Regions from separate parts of the Homo sapiens genome. Here region 1 is linked to region 2. Evidence: chromatin contacts called from ENCODE Hi-C or POLR2A ChIA-PET data. All regions are on one chromosome and are shown on one strand. The core of a region is the stretch at or near the end of the contact, and the rest is flanking DNA. Distances in the headings are between cores, read along the strand shown.

The links. A loop is a pair of places that touch in the nucleus more often than their neighbours do. ChIA-PET counts read pairs that join two places held with the same protein, here RNA polymerase II (POLR2A). Pooled maps may share reads with other maps.
Region 1: a loop to region 2 is called in a pooled map, with 2.4 times the contacts of the local background. The contact joins two enhancer-like sites. A Hi-C loop is called at or near these places in 1 of 37 single-sample maps with no recorded cell type and 1 of 50 pooled maps. POLR2A ChIA-PET finds 5 or more read pairs at or near these places in 2 of 52 experiments (A673 and activated B cell).

Annotation. Positions count from the first base shown.
Region 1 is chr4:153,485,886-153,489,534 of GRCh38, forward strand. All of the region lies in intron 3 of TMEM131L (transmembrane 131 like), which reads left to right. Among named protein-coding and RNA genes, the nearest start is that of TMEM131L, 21 kb to the left of the region's middle. RefSeq lists enhancers at 1,658-1,707, 1,718-1,767, 1,918-2,037, 2,138-2,207, 2,388-2,557 and 2 more. Within about 2 kb of position 2,291, at least 28 of the 41 ENCODE cell types and tissues checked have a DNase peak (open chromatin) inside an H3K27ac peak, as active enhancers do.
Region 2 is chr4:152,460,158-152,464,006 of GRCh38, forward strand. The region is part of intron 2 of FBXW7 (F-box and WD repeat domain containing 7); the gene reads right to left. Among named protein-coding and RNA genes, the nearest start is that of MIR3140, 27 kb to the right of the region's middle. RefSeq lists an enhancer at 2,136-2,185. Within about 2 kb of position 1,859, at least 4 of the 41 ENCODE cell types and tissues checked have a DNase peak (open chromatin) inside an H3K27ac peak, as active enhancers do.

The sequences.
Region 1 (3,649 bases), core at 1,041-3,540, 1.0 Mb after region 2:
AGTATTCCCATTTTATAGATGAGGAGACAGGTTCATCAAGGTAAAACAATTTGTTGAAGGTTATAGAGCTATGAAGTGACAGAACATGTGCGTGATCCTAGGTGTCCTCTCTCTGTAAGTGCATACTTGTCTGCTTTGGAGTGGAAAGCCACTTTCCCAATTAGATGTACAGCTGTCTGTCGAAGGAGACTAAGTCCGAGATTAACGGATGGAAGCAACTGAATACTTTCTTAGGCCCTAGTATTATATGGTTCCTAGCAAATCCCTGAAAAAAAAAGAGCATGACTCGTGTAAGATAGACCCAGGGTTGGTCCTTCAGTAATATTTTACTGTATGCTAGATAACTTCTTTAGTTTTATGCTAATTCTAAGTGTGGATTATCCACAGATATTCAGCTACATAGCTTTTGAAATGTGGAAAATTTAAATCTGAAATATTGGGATTAGTTTGTGGAACACATGCCATTGTAATGTGTGCTGAGAGGTTGCCTTTAGAGGAGCTGTCCTGTCAGCTTGCTTTGCTTTGGGATTATTTTCAGCAGCAAGTAACAAAACCCTGACTCAACCAGCTCAAACAATAAAGAATGCATGATGTCACTTAACAAGAAGCCTGGAGGCAGGGTGGTTCTGGGTTGGTTTACTCAGCAGGTTAGTGTCAGCACCTGGGAGCCTGGTTCTTCGGACCTGTCTGTTCTGTTGGACTCTGTGTGCCGTGCAGCTCCCCTCACGTTTGCAGGAGGTCTGTGTGCTTCACAGCCTCCCAGCCTCCCACCTGAACATCCAAAGGCAGGTTAAAAGAACCCCTGGCTACTTTCTCAGAAGTACTCCCCAGCAGACTTCCCCTTCACATCTTACAGGTGGGTCTGCACTCACCTTGAACCACTCACCCACCCACGCCTGTGGAGTGGTGGAACCACGTGATCAGCTCTGTCCTGCAGGGTTTAGTCATAGGGAGCACAACCCGGCTTTGCCTAAGTGGGAGGAAGGGAATGGGCAGTGGGAAGGCCGACAGCAGTGTGTGCTATGCTGAGTGCTATGCTGGGCCACCTGAGCTCAGCGAGAAATGAGCGGTCTAGGGCAGTGTTTCTCGAAGCCTGGTCCAGGGACCTAAATCAGCATCGCTTGGGAACTCGCTAGACTGGCCGGTTCTCAGACCCCACCCCAGACCTGGTGTGAATCAGAAGCTCTAGGGGAGGAGCCCAGAGATCTGTTTTAACAAGCCCTCCAGGTGGCTCTGATGCACGCTCAAGTTTGAAAACCATTGGCCCAGGGTGAGGCAGCTCAGGGACCATGTTACAAAATATACTTTTTGTGGAGGATTAAATAATGAGAGGTAGAAATAGTCTTGTAGGTAAAACAGTGGGTGGAAATTGGGAGATGGTTGCTTTTCAGCCTGACTTACCACCACTGGCCCAGGATTTTATCAAACCTAGAATCCGTACGTATTCTCTTCATAGGGTATGGAGTGTTAGCTGGTGGATCGAGTGTGTCCGAAGAAGTTCTGCTGCAATGATGCACATGGGGGTGGGGTTCCAGGCTGAGCTTTGGTGTCCACCTATCAGGGTCTCATATGTCCTGGCATGCCTGGTAAATAGGTGGGTTAGGCCATTGCAGGTCAGCTTCCAGGGGAGGACTGAGGAACCTTCTGAGGGAGAATTCATTCATTATAAGGGAAGTAAGTTTGGCAGAAAACCTTGGCCCAGTAACAGAAAGTCTCAGTTGTTGGATGGGAGTGGCCACTCACAGCACAGGGTGGTATGTGTATTCAGATCTGTCTCCTGGCCCAGGCCCCTGTGGAGCTGCACAGGCGTGTGTGTGTGTGTGTGTGTGTGTGTGAGAGAGAGAGAGAGAGAGACACCCTCGTGGGCCTGTGGCTGAGCTGTATGTGTGTGTGTGGGAGTGTGCGAGAGAGAGGAGCCAGGGACAAGGAGAGAGACCCTTGTGGGCCTGTGGCTGAGGTGTATGTGTGTGAGAGAGAGTGAGAGAGACAAAGAGACAGACAGACTCTGGTGGGCCTGTGGCTGAGATGTGTGTTTGTGAGTGCGAGAGAGCAGACAGGGACAAAGAGAGAGACCTTTGTGGGCCTGTGGCTGGTTGTGTGTGTTTGTGTATGTATGAGAGACAAGAGAGACTCTTGTGAGCCTATGACTGAGGGGTGTGTGTGTGTATGTGTGCATGTTGAGAGAGACCCTGGTGAGCCTGTGGCTGAGTTTTGTGTGCGTGTGTGTGTGTGAGAGAGAGACCGAGACCGTTGTGGGTTTGTGGCTGAGTTTTGTGTGAGAGAGAGAGACCCTGTGGGCCTGTGGCTGAGTTGTGTGTAAGAGAGAATGAGGGTGCGTGAGTGCACCAGTGTGAGTGGGGTTGTTGGGGCATGAGGAAGGATATTACTTAAGGCAAAACTGAAAGAAGTGTTCTAAAAATTCTGTGAGAAACTGGGGTGGGCGGAAGCAGCACGGGGCACTGCCCACCCCAAGGGGACTTCCACACCCCGTCCTGCAGCTGGAGGGCCAGGGCTGCCTGTGGGAGGAGTGGGGACCGGGCCCTGGTGAGGGCAGGGCCCAGAGGAGGCAGCCGGGAACTTGGAGAGAAGGAACAAAATTGGGACAAGGGCCTGGGCCTGGGATAGCCCAGCCTGTTGTGTGCCACTTACAGGGGAGAAGGGCCTCCCCAGCCACACAGCAACCCGGGGATTCCCTGCGGCTCTGTTGTGGTGGAGTGGGAGCATTTGCCAGCTGAGGGGGCTGGATGGAGTAGGGCAACAGGAAGCAACTCAAGTTCAAGTGTGGTGTATTAATTTCCCAGGGCTGTCTAACGAAGTGCCACAAACTGCGCGGCTTTAGAACAACAGAATTGTATTCTCTCCTCACAGTCCGGTGGCTGGAAGTCCTCTGTCAAGCCGGCAGGGCCACGCTGCCTCTGAAACCCTCGGGGAGTCCGCCCTCGCCTTTTCCTAGCTTCTGCGGGCTCGCCGGCAGCCTGTGGGGTTTCTTGGCTTGCAGCTGCGGCACTCCAGTCTCTTGTCGCACAGCGCTCTCCCTGGGTGTCTCCGTGCTTTCACGTGGCTGTCGTATAAGGACACCAGTTATATTGAAGCAGGGGCCCACCCTACTCCAGTCCAGCCTCATCTGGACTAATTGCATCTGCACCAACCCTGTTTCCAAGTCAGGTCACATTCTGAGGTACTGGGGTTAGGACTTTGACATATCATGTTGGGGTTGGTGGAGACACAGTTTAACCCATAACACATAGTCCCCAGCGAGACTCGTCTGTGAGCCCTTGTGAATGTCCCTCACTTGTTTTCCTTGCCCTCCCCCAACACCAGGGCTCCTGAGAAACGCCTTTTTGGTATTGGGCTGGTGATGTGTGAAGCGATCCACTGTGAAGCTTCCTTCCTGAGAGCTGCACAGACCAGTCTACGGCAGCTTTGGACTCCTGGGCTCCAGCCGCAGCTGCAAAACCCACGCAGTTTCTTCCCAGCTCATTGAACCTGGCCTTTTGGTTGAATGGATTTTATTTCTGAATTATTTCTTTGTGTATCTGTAGGAGCACGTCCAAGGAAAATTCTTTATTTTCACAAGATTGTGAGCACTGGGGAGAAGTATTTTTTTCTTGAGACAGAGTCTCACTCTCTCACTCAGGCTGGAGTGCGG
Region 2 (3,849 bases), core at 609-3,108:
GTTTTTTAGAAACCTATTATACATTACTAAAATTAAACAATAACCTTAATGAGATATACCATGTTCATAAGTTAGAAGACTATTAACACGTTAATTTGTATGTCATTACATATTAAAAATTGTACAATATGTAAATTCCCAAACTCCATTATAAACCCAACAATACAGCATCATAATTTTTGCTTCAAGTCACAGGTACTTGTTTTTAAAATAAGGAAAAATATAGTTTATAAAAATTAGAGTAAATTATGTATTTACTAGTTTTGATGTTGATTTCCTCCTGTAGATGGTACTTGCCATCTGGTGCCATTTCCCTTGAAATTGATTCCTTTAGAAATGCTTGCAATGGTGGCTGGCTGGTGAAAATTTCCCAGTTTTGGTTTATCTGAACATGTATTTATTTTACCTTCACTTCTAGCTGAACACAGAATTCTTATTTGATAGCTTTTTGCCTTTCAGCTGAATATACCATATCCATGGCTAGAGGTCGCCATTGTTTCTGGTAAGATATTTCTGGCTACTTTCAAGAAATTCTCTGGTATTGAGCAATTTGACCACTTATGTGCTAACATCTGTTTTTTTGTGTGTGTTTATCCTGCTTGAAGTTTGCTGAGCTTCCTGGATATGTAAATTGATACTTTCCACCAAAGTTGTGGGGGTTTTCAGCCATTATTTATTCCCCATCTGAGACTCCATTTAGATGCATGTTCAAACATTGTATTACCCCAAAGGTCTCTCAAACTCTGCTTATTTTTCTCCATTCTTTCTCTTTCAAATAGATGACTTTTATTAATCTATCTTTAACTGATTCTTTTGCCATCTCCAAACAACTGTTTTGCTTGGCCGAGCACAGTGGCTCACGCCTGTAATCAAAGTACTTTGGGAGGCCAAGGTAGGCAGATCACCTGAGGTCGGGAGGGAGTTCAAGACCAGCCTGGCCAACATGGTGAGACCCTGTCTCTACTAAAAATACAAAAATTAGCCAGACATGTTGGTGCATGTCTGTAATCCCAGCTACTCAGGAGGCGGAGGTTGTGGTGAGCCGAGATCGCACCACTGCACTCCAGCCTGGGCGACGGAGCAAGACTCCACCACAAAATAAAATAAAATAAAATATAATATAAAAATTTCATTCCAGTTACTGATCTCAACCCTAAAATTCTCTTTTGCTTCTTCTTTACAGTATCTGTTTCTCTGTTTTGATCTCCTATCTATTCACTGAACAAGACTTTATTGTTTTTTATTGGCATTATTTTTTATTGCTGTACTGTAAATTTTATTATGTTTTTTCCCAACTATTTTTGATCCACGGTTGGTTGAATCTGCAAATGCAGAAACATGGAAACAGAGGGGTGACTGTATTTTTCTTTAATCCTTTGAACATAGGACTCCTTAAATTCTTCTGATTATATTTAGGGCTATTTTAAAGTCCTTGCTTGCTAAATCCAATATCTGGCTATACTTGGGGTTAATTTCTATTGAATGATTTTCTTTACCTGAAAATGAGTCATATTTCCACTTTATTTGCATATCTAATAATTTTTAGTTGAAAATACACATTGTAAATAGCAAGTTATAGCAACCAGATTTTGTCGCAATCTTTCAAAGGACCATTTGGTTTTCATGTTGTATGATTCTAATGGGCTCGTATGGACTCAAACTGCAAACTTCAGTAAGTCCTCACTTAATACCATCGATAGGTCTTGGAAACAGCAACTTGAAGCAAAACACAAACAGCAAGGTCCTTGAATACTGTCGTTTCCTTTAACACTGCTTTGTTATACAACTGATGAGAAAAAAATGTTCTGTTATACGTTGTTTCAGTTAAAGTCAGATTCCAAGAACCTATCAATAATGTTAAGTGAGGACTTACTGTGTGTCTCCCTTATAGTAAGCAACAATGATTTTGCTTAGTTCTTTCACCTTCCAGCTGCTTCCTTCTTCTAACCTGATGCCCAGGGCATCCCCTCTGCACCTGGGTAGTCTGGTGGTCAGTGAAGGAAATGGGCAGAGATTATACTGAGATGTGTGGCCTACATCCTCTGATGTTATCTTGCTTTCAGTGTTTGTTCCCTAAATTTTAACTCTTCTGTCAACAATATGTTCTGTGCTCTGATACCTCAAGCCAGCTGTTGGCCACGCAAATTGCATGCAAGTTGAGAAATGTACTGTCAAAAAAAGAAGCAATCACAAATCTCACAGGGTTCAATTCTTTCAGGAGCAGATTCCGCTCTTGTTTCTGCCTGTTTTTACACTGGGTCCCCTGGGGTCTCCCCTATGCATGTATAGTTTCGTGATTAGCCATGATTTGGACAGAGTTTACACTCAGATTTTGGATCTTACTTATTGCTTCCATGATTCCCCTGAGTAAATTTCCAACTGCCAGGCTACCCGTAACTTCTTTCCTATGCCACTGAAAGACAGGAGGCGAAAATGCACCATAAGGCAAGAAAGCCACAAACATACAATTACACATTGCAGTTGGAGGCTCTCATCTGGCTTTGCTTTTTTGGTTACTTTCCATGGCTTTTAAAACAGTTAAAGTTTTTCTTTCAATATTTTGTCCAGATCTTATAATTGTTAGCTGAAAGATGGTTCACTCAACCACTTCACTAGCATCACTGCATTCTTAAAAGAAGAATCTCGAAATTCTAATTAATGAAAAATTTCTCACATCCTTGATTTCTATTCCTTCCACCAAGTTAAAATCTTTACCTCATCAGACAAGAATTTGAAGTACTCCCACTTCCACTTCCAGTCTTTTTTTTTTTTTTTTTTTAATCTCACATAGTACACTGAGTAATTTCTTGTCTGGTATATTACTTGTATCATTATAAAGAATGTTTTTGGCTGGGTGTGGTGGCTTATGCCTGTAATCCCAGCACTTTGGGAGGCTGAGACAGGTGGGTCACTTGAGGCCAGGAGTTCAAGACCAGCCTGGTCAACATGGTGAAACTCCATCTATACTAAAAATACAAAAATTAGCTGGGCGTGGTGGTGGGCGCCTGTAATCCCAGCTACTTGGAGGCTGACGCATGAGAATCACTTGAATCCAGGAGGCAGAGGTTGCAGTGAGCCGACACATCACACCACTGCACTCCAGCCTGGGCGACACAGTGAGACTTTCTGTCTCAAAAAAAAAAAGAATGTTTTCTGTGAAAACTAGGAAACATGTCACCAGAAACTTCGTTGTAAGTTTAAACTCCACCATTACCCACAAAACCATAAGGAAATCACAATCTCTGTGATTTTTATTTCCACCATCTGCAGACAAAAATGTCATCTTCCTCATTAGTCAAACTTAGGACCAAAATATGACAACTAATATTAACAAGTGTAGACAAGAAGTGGTCAGAGATATTACAGGGCTTGTGACATGAGAATAGGTGGACAGTTAAAACCATTATCTTAAGAAAAAAAAAGACAGATAAGGAGTTAGTTCATGATTCAAAAAGCATTTACTTAGTTCCAACCATATAGCAAGCATTGTACAAGACAAACTTTCCACTGGGAAATAACAATTTTGGGGTGCTAAGGACCTGGCGACTGAGAAAGTGGTAAAACAGGTCACTAAGAAAAATGTGGTATTTCTGAGTCATCAAATTTGTGATAATCTACATAATGAACACGAGACCATCTCCTCAAAATGATGTGTAATGAAAAAGAGCTAAGAGCAAAGCTTCAACCCAATTTATATATAAGTGGTATATAAAAGAAGAAAGCAGTAACAAAGAAAACAAACATTTAGCCAGAGAGAGGAGAAAAACCATTAAGGTTTATTACAGAAGACAAAGGAGAAGTGAATGTTAAGCAGCAAAAAAACAAATGCTAAAAAAGACAGGAATGGAT